Regions from separate parts of the Mus musculus genome. Here region 2 is linked to region 1. A link is a contact called in ENCODE Hi-C or POLR2A ChIA-PET data. All regions are on one chromosome and are shown on one strand. Each heading gives the region's core, a stretch centred on a gene start or an enhancer-like site at or near the end of the contact. The rest is flanking DNA. Distances are from core to core; before and after follow the strand shown.

Region 1 (3,799 bases), core at 700-3,199:
CACACACACACACACACACACACACACACAATTTCTTAAAGGAGATTCAGATGTGAGTGAGGTTTCGTATTCAAAGGAGTATGGAAGGAGCTTTGAGCAACAGAGTGACTGGATAATCCAACCAGACTATATTGCTTTCCCAGGCTGCCCTCTTTCCAGGAATGCCCAGAAGTGCCAGGCTGTCTCCCTAGTCCCAGATTCTTTTGCCCCTTCCCAAATAGGAGGGCAAAATTCAAGACCTCAAACACAGGCCAATGGCACACAGATTATCTAAACAGCCAGTATTGACACTGCCACAAGATAAGCAGGTAACAAAGGGCAAAAGCTATGCCCACAGCTGCCAAGTTGTAGGAGCCGGCCCCCAAAGATGGTCACTGAGGTCAAGAGCAGAGTCAGGACTCTCCTAATGATTCTGCATGCAGTCAGAGATGCATTCCAAGGTCTCTGTAGGAAGGTGCCAACAGCTTCTGAAGTCCAGAAGGCGCTTCCCATCTTTCTTGCCCTTGTTATTTGCAGTGAGCCTGCAGCAGACAAGCTTCCTCCCTGGCTCTGGACTCCTGTAACCCCCAGAAACATGAGAGGACTGGGCCACAGCTTCTCCAAGCCTGACATCGACTGGTGTCTTGGTTCCAACAAGCAAGCAACATGAGGGTCAGTGAGGCCCTTGACCTTCAGAGGCCTGTGTTGGGCCAGCTGGAAGAGGAAAGCTGACGACCCAAGCCATGTCAGAAGAGAGGAGGGATGCTAGAGCCTTGCATCTGTATCCACAGCTGAGAGGCACGGCCTTAAGGGAGCATGTTAGGAGCACCAAGAATAACACAGAGGAGCAGCTTCTGTTGGGACCACAGAGTTGGTAGGAGCCTCAGGACCAGTCAGTCCTCAAGTTCAGAGTCTGGCTTTCCTCAGTAACACAGTAAAGGGTGACTAAGCAGAACAAAGGGTGGGCCCAGAACCACCAGATCTGAACCAGGACAGCACCCTGGGTGCCCAGAAGGATCTGTAGCCAAGAAAGGTGACTGGCCTACCCCAGGGGCCACTGTCAGCCCAGAAGGCCAACTGCTTGGTGGGCAGAGGAGCGGAGACAGAGGTGTCCTAAGATTCTCTCTTTCTTGAGAAACAGTGTCCCAGCAGCCATTGTGGCCCCATGTGACTGAGAAAACAGAAGGCAAACTCTCACACTAGGGGAAGAAGTTTTCTATGCCACTCTTTGGAGAGTAGGGATATGGCTCAGTTGGAGGAGTGCTCTTCTAGCATGCTGGAAGCCTTGGGTCCACAGGCAACCTATTGTCCCAGCACCTGTGGGAATGAGAAAGGTGGATCAGAAATTCCAGGTCATCCTCAGTTTCATAGTAAGGCCAGCCTGGGCTACATAAGACCTGTATCGAGACAACAGAAACTTTCCTCTGCTTCTCTAGGCTTATCAAGACTACAGGTAGGCATGCACCGGTAAAATACAGATTTCTTTCACCCTGGAGTGTTATTAACTCAATTTTTCAGAGGAGGTAGTTTTGTAAAAGAGGCACCAAGAAGTATCGATTTGCCCAAGGTGACAGAGGCAGGCAAATTCAGGGAGAAGGAATGGTGTCAACCAGGCTGGGCTAAGAGCAACCCAGCAAGGGGACTGCCCCAGGACAACCATCTGACCTGGACTTGTCTACCCTGTCCCCATAAACTCACCCTCCAAGGGTGTGGCTGGTACATCAGATCTGACAGGTCAGCAGAGGGGACAAAGAGCTGGGCAGGGAGCCTCTGCTTCTCAGGGGCTCCACACCTGCGGGCACCTGGGACAGGGAACTGTTGAGGTTCAGCAGCTTAGAGCTGTCTCTGCTAGGCTTGCGTTTCCGCCTCCTCGGGGCTGTGCTGAGCGGCGGCTGCTGTCTGCCTGCGTGTGAACAGGGCTTGTTTTCCCTTCACGCCCTCGGGCTCCGTTTTTGTGAAGCACTTCCTTCTGTTGGCGCTTTGGGAATATTCATTCCTGGCTTGCACAGCCGCGTTGGTTGACAGTTGGGTTGGGAAACGTACCCGCGGCTTAATTAGGGCATCTGCGGATCTGCCAAACTCCACCCCGCCCTTCGCACGGAGGCCCCGTCCCAAGGACCCCAGGTGGGAGAGGGAACGGTCCCTCCTCCAGCGTCAACACCAGCAGGCTTCCTGCTGCTGGCTCAAGGACCTTGGTGTCCTAACCTGTCCTCCCATTTTTTCCTCCACCGTGTAACCTGTCCTGAAGCTTCTCGCCAAAGCAGATGTGCCTTCCCCATTGATTGTCTTTTAGCGCTGTTTTTCTTACTTGTGTGTATGTAGTGTATGTATGTTTGCATGTTCTTGTGTGTCTATGTATGTGTGTACACGTGTGTGCATGCATGCACAAGAAGGTTTGAGGTTGATGTTAAGGTGTCTTTCTCAGTTGTTTTCTACCTCATTTTTAAGGGCCAGGTCTCTCACTGACCGTAGAGCTACTGATGGAGCTGGACTGGACTGGCCATCCAACTCAAAGGATCTTCACATTCTTGTCCTTAAACACACACCCAGTGCTTACAGATACTGCCACACCCAGCTTTTCATGTAGATGCTGAGAATCCAATCTCAGATCCTCAAGTTTGCTTAGCAAGTACTGTATCCACAGGGATATGGATATCCAAAGGACCATGTTTATCCACAGGGTCCATCTCGTCTGTGTTCTCTCCCTGGCTCCCGCCTGGAATGCCTGCCACTTTCCCAGCTATGTTTAGATATCTTCAACCCCCTCCCAAGTTTCACAGATTTCTTTGACCACTACCTCCTGTCAGATTTAAGCTAAGTGTCGGTTTATCAGGCCCCGAGAATCATGGACAGCCTGGCTGCAGGATCTTTGCTATAAATCTGTCTCCTGAGACCTATAAGAAGGGATTCCCCCACTCTGGAACAAAGCTCTCAACAGAGCTGCTGATGTCTGTCTGTCTGTCCATGGAATTAATACCTTTTTAAATAAATCTCTTACCCAAAAGGACCATGGGCCCCAGTGAACCCTATGAAAAATCTACCATCCCCAAACTCTAATGTTCAATTCTTGCTACCATGATACTTCTGCAGTGCCCTGAGAAGATGGGCCACCATAAGTGGTCTAGGACCACAAACACATTTGACTTATACTATTTCAGAGCTAGCTCAAGGACATATTAACAGGAAAGTTCATTTTCCAATTGCTGGCAAGCTGATCATGGATAGAATCAATCACCCTGGCTGGGGCAGGAGTAGTGGAGACCTTACACCCCCAAAACCTTAGCAGAATATTGCCAAAAGAAAGCTGACGTGGGTTGAAATTAAATGTCAAGCACAAAATAAATATTGAAAACTCAACTATATGTGTTATTAAAATCCCACTATATGTATAAAAAAACTAGAAAAAATATTTGTAACACGCATATGGTAAAGGGTGAGTTTCTGTAAATGGTAGGCACTTCTACAGTGAAGGCAACTGACAGCCTGAGGGGAAAGCGAGCAAATAGCACCCGGCCACAGAGAACCCCGATGACTTCTAAAGGAAAGATACAGAAATGCAGGCATGATAGAAACATGTGGAGAAGACACGGTGTGTGGCTTAAAGTAGAGAAAGAACACTCTACAGATACGTAGCCAAAGGGAGCAAATACCAGGATCCACATGTGGTGTTGGGTGTCTGATGTTCAAGAGAGGTGAGGCAGGGTGGGGAGATGACTTGGTCAGTAAAGTGCTTGCCAAGTGTGCCCAAGCACCCATGTGAAAAGCTGGACATGGGGACAGAGTCAAAGGAACAACAGAAGAATCCAGTCCAGCCAAACCA
Region 2 (3,799 bases), core at 399-2,898, 230 kb before region 1:
GCAGAAGGGCTATTATCGTCTGGATTCTGCGGGGGCGGGAAGGAGAGGGGCTCTTGCTTCAGACTCAGAGTTGGTTAAGTCAGACCCGCCCTAGTTTTGCCCCGCAGACTTCTGGTCTGTTCCTCCTACAGGGAGAGAGGGGGCGCTCTGCTCCCAGACTTTCGTGCTTCCGCGGAACTGCTGTTCTGGCTAAGGTCCACAGGGTAGGGTTGTCTTGGGAAGTTGGGAAGCAATGGATGTTGGTGGAACGACCCCCCTCCCCAAGTCTGAGGTGTCTTTAGGGAGGGTTGTCCCGATTCCAAAGAGAACCATCCATGCGTCTACCTCTCAGTCTTGCCTGTCGTTAGGTGAGCCTATTGTGGGTAAGCGTCCTGGGAAGGGGGGGGGGGGGCTGTTTGCAGGCAATGTGTTCTGGTCTCTGGGAACTGTGCCCCGTGGGCATTGTCGTCCCAGACCCAGGTAGGGTCGGGAAAAGAGACAGAAAGAAGAGGGTACATTTGCAGTTCTCTAGTCAGTACTGGGAGTCAGACTCCCACCCATTACTGGCAGCCAGAAGAGCGTCCCAGAACCATCTTTATATCCGCTTCTGCGAGGTTGGTTTAGTCTGTTTGGACCTCCCAAAGCACCAGTGTGGTGCAGGTATCACAGTGCCCCTTTACAGCCGAGAGAGAGAGAGAGAGAGAGAGAGAGAGAGAGAGAGAGAGAGAGAGAGAGAGAGAGAGAGAGAGAGAGAGAGAGAAAGAGGCAGGGCAAGGTGAGGTTGGACTGGATTCAAATCCGGTAGTACCTGAGCCCTTCATTAGAATCTGGGTTTGTCTGAGGCCAAGTGTGACAAGACACGAATGGGACAGTGGAGACCCCAACAGTCTGGCAAGCCCTGAGCCTCCAGAGACCTTGGGTCCTCAAAGATGGGTTCCCAAACAATGCAGGTAGACCCTCGGGCCAACTACAGCAGAGCTGGCCAAGCCTCCAGCAGCCTCCGCTTCCCTTACTCTTCTAGCCCAGGGGGTTAACCCATCGCCCATTGGGACAGCGGCCTCGGACGCTAGAAGAGGGCGCTGTAGCCCGAGGGTGGCATCCAGCCGCACCTCTTCTCTGCTGCATTCGAACTTACTCCCCACCCCCACCTAGCAGATTGGATAGCGAAAGATCGTCCCTTGAAGGCTCTAGGGGCAGCTGCGGCGAGAGAGGGTCGCCCGTCCCGGTTGTGAAAGGCGACAATTTGGGACGGGGGCGGGGGGCGGCTTTCGTGGCCCTGAGTAAGGGGTGTCCAGAAGCACCCGGATCCTACACCAGGAGCGTGTCGGTGCCATTTATCCATCGCCCCATGGGGCGAGGGTCTGGAGCACTCACGTGGTGGGAAAGTTTCGAGGTAGCAAAAGTGGCCTGGCATCGCGGGGGGGGGGGCGCAGGGTGGAGAGAACCTTCTTGCCCCTCCTCGCCAAGGCAGAAAGGGAAAGAGCGGAGGGAAGAGGGGGTGGGAGGAGGATCAGGCAGCAGCGACCTGCAGAATCCGCCTCCCCCTCCGCCCCCGGGACGCCCGAGTAGGGAGGCGCGGACCGTCTCCTCCCGCACTGCCCGGACGACACTCCCCCTCCCCCCTTTTTTTCCTGCCAACGTCTATCTCAACGCGCGCGCACATACGGAGATTGTGCGGCTTTTTTACCCCTCGGGAAAAAAAGAACAGGGAGTGGAAAGGAAGAGAAGGCAAAGCGAAGAACTCCTCGGGCGCGCTCTGCACTCCGAGCCACGGCTGGGCGCGGGGACGCTGCTGCCACCGCCACCGCCGACTCGCTCTCTCCCCGGCCCTGCAGCGTGTGCCAGTGGGAGCGCGAGCCAGGGCACTCGATTCTGGGGACACAGAGAGACTTTTGGCCGCCACTGCCGCGGCAGGCAGAAGAGACAGCGGCGAGAAGGGCCCTGCCACCGCCTTTCCCTCCTCCGCCGCCCCGGCCGGCCCGCTCAGGCGGCCAGGCACAGGGAAGCAGGGAGGAGCAGAGGCCCAGGAGAAGCGCGCCGCGGCTCGCCCGCCCGTGGATGCGGCGCCCGGGGGAGCCTGGAGACAACTTTGCCGGGTGACGCGCTGGGAGGACTGCAGGGCCCGCCGCCCAGGAGGGCTCGGCACCTCCTGTAAGAAGGGCCCGCGCAGCGGCGCTCCCCCGCACAGCTCTCTCTCCTCCCGCCGGCCCGGAGCAGGGGAGAAGGACCTGCCCATCACCGCCGCTGCCTCGGGCGGCCGTGTCCTCGCTGCGAGCAGCGACAGGGCGAGGCGCTCAGGTGCGGTCGCGGGGCCCCAGCCGCAGCGCCCTCCGCAGCGCCGCGCCCGGGGTCTCCGGCACCTTCGCTTCAGTCTCCAGAGCGACTTGCGCCCGCTGCCGCCTCTTCCCTCCACCTTTCCAGCCCGGCCGAGCCAAGCCACCGTGCCAGCACCGCTGCTGCCGCTCCTCGCTTTCGCTTCACCCCGATCAGGGGGCTGCGGTGGCCCTCGACGCGGAGAGGATGGGCAGGCTGCAGATGCCTAGGCGCCCCGAGTCGTCAGCGCGCCACTGACCCGGCGGTCCCCCCCACCCCCTCACCGCCAGCCCGCGTTCCCTTCTGGTCCCCGCGGCGCCCCTTCTCGGCCGCGCGGGAACCCCCGCGGCCCGGCCGGCCCCCTCCCCCTGCGAGCCGGCGGCGGCGCTCCCGGCAGGCGGGCGGGCGGAGGCCCGGGCGGGGGCGGGGCGGGGCGGTGCGCCCAGAGCCCGGAGCCCGGCCCTGAGCTCGCTTCGCCTCGCCTCGCGGCGGGCGCCCTCGTCGCCAGCGGCGCACCATGGACGGGCTGCCCGGTCGGGCGTTGGGGGCCGCCTGCCTTCTGCTCCTGGTGGCCGGCTGGTTGGGACCCGAGGCCTGGGGCTCTCCCACACCCCCGCCGTCGCCCGCTGCGCCGCCCCCGCCCCCGCCACCCGGAGCTCCGGGTGGCTCGCAGGACACCTGTACGTCGTGCGGTGGCGGCGGCGGCGGCTTCCGGCGGCCGGAGGAGCTGGGCCGGGTGGACGGTGACTTCCTGGAGGCGGTGAAGAGACACATCTTGAGCCGCCTGCAGTTGCGGGGCCGGCCCAACATCACGCACGCTGTCCCCAAGGCCGCCATGGTCACGGCCCTGCGCAAGCTGCACGCCGGCAAGGTGCGCGAGGACGGCCGCGTGGAGATCCCGCACCTCGACGGCCACGCCAGCCCGGGCGCCGACGGCCAGGAGCGCGTCTCCGAGATCATCAGCTTTGCAGAGACAGGTGGGTTCGGCCACAGGGAAGCCAGAGGCGGCCGCGATCCCTCCCTTTTTCCTTCTCCTAGGAAGCCCTGCTGCCTTCACCGCCTCTGCAGCCCGCACGCCCCGAGGGCATTTAGGCTCCGGGCAGAGACGTTCTGCGGTGGCCTTGCGCGCTTCCCAGGGTGGCAGTCCTTTTCTATACTGCGCGCCCAGACTACAGATCCTTTGCGGCTTCCCTTTCCCTGCAGCAACTGGGAAGCACCCTGCCCTTCATCCTGGCTCACGGGAATTGGGCCCCAGCGCCTCTGGGCGCGCGTCCCCCTCCCGGCAGATGCGCGCAGCCCTGGCTCTGCGGGCACTTGCTTAGTGATTGCTTAATGTTTTTGTTTCCCACGATCCGAGTGTAGGCTTAGCAGTGTAGAGATGGAGATGTGTGTGCTTGTTGATATACGTGGGCAGGAGAGGAGAGGGAAAGGGAGAGAGAGAGGGAGAAAGAGAGGGAGAGAAAGAGGGAGAGAGAGAGAGGGAGAGGGAGAGAGAGAGGGAGAGAGA

Evidence for each region. A loop is a pair of places that touch in the nucleus more often than their neighbours do. ChIA-PET counts read pairs that join two places held with the same protein, here RNA polymerase II (POLR2A).
Region 2: a map of left cerebral cortex shows a loop between it and region 1 (2.3-fold over the local background). The contact joins the promoter of Inhbb here to the enhancer-like site in region 1. A Hi-C loop is called at or near these places in 2 of 37 maps with a recorded cell type or tissue (both left cerebral cortex). POLR2A ChIA-PET finds 5 or more read pairs at or near these places in 2 of 5 experiments (Patski and embryonic stem cell).

What each region holds. Positions count from the first base shown.
Region 1 is chr1:119,187,866-119,191,664 of GRCm38, reverse strand. No RefSeq gene overlaps it. Among named protein-coding and RNA genes, the nearest start is that of Gm46144, 11 kb to the left of the region's middle. Within about 2 kb of position 1,949, at least 1 of the 3 ENCODE cell types and tissues checked has a DNase peak (open chromatin) inside an H3K27ac peak, as active enhancers do.
Region 2 is chr1:119,420,097-119,423,895 of GRCm38, reverse strand. Inhbb (inhibin beta-B) reads left to right here and starts at 1,648. Exons shown (of 2, transcript NM_008381.4): 1 at 1,648-3,269. The coding sequence starts at 2,810.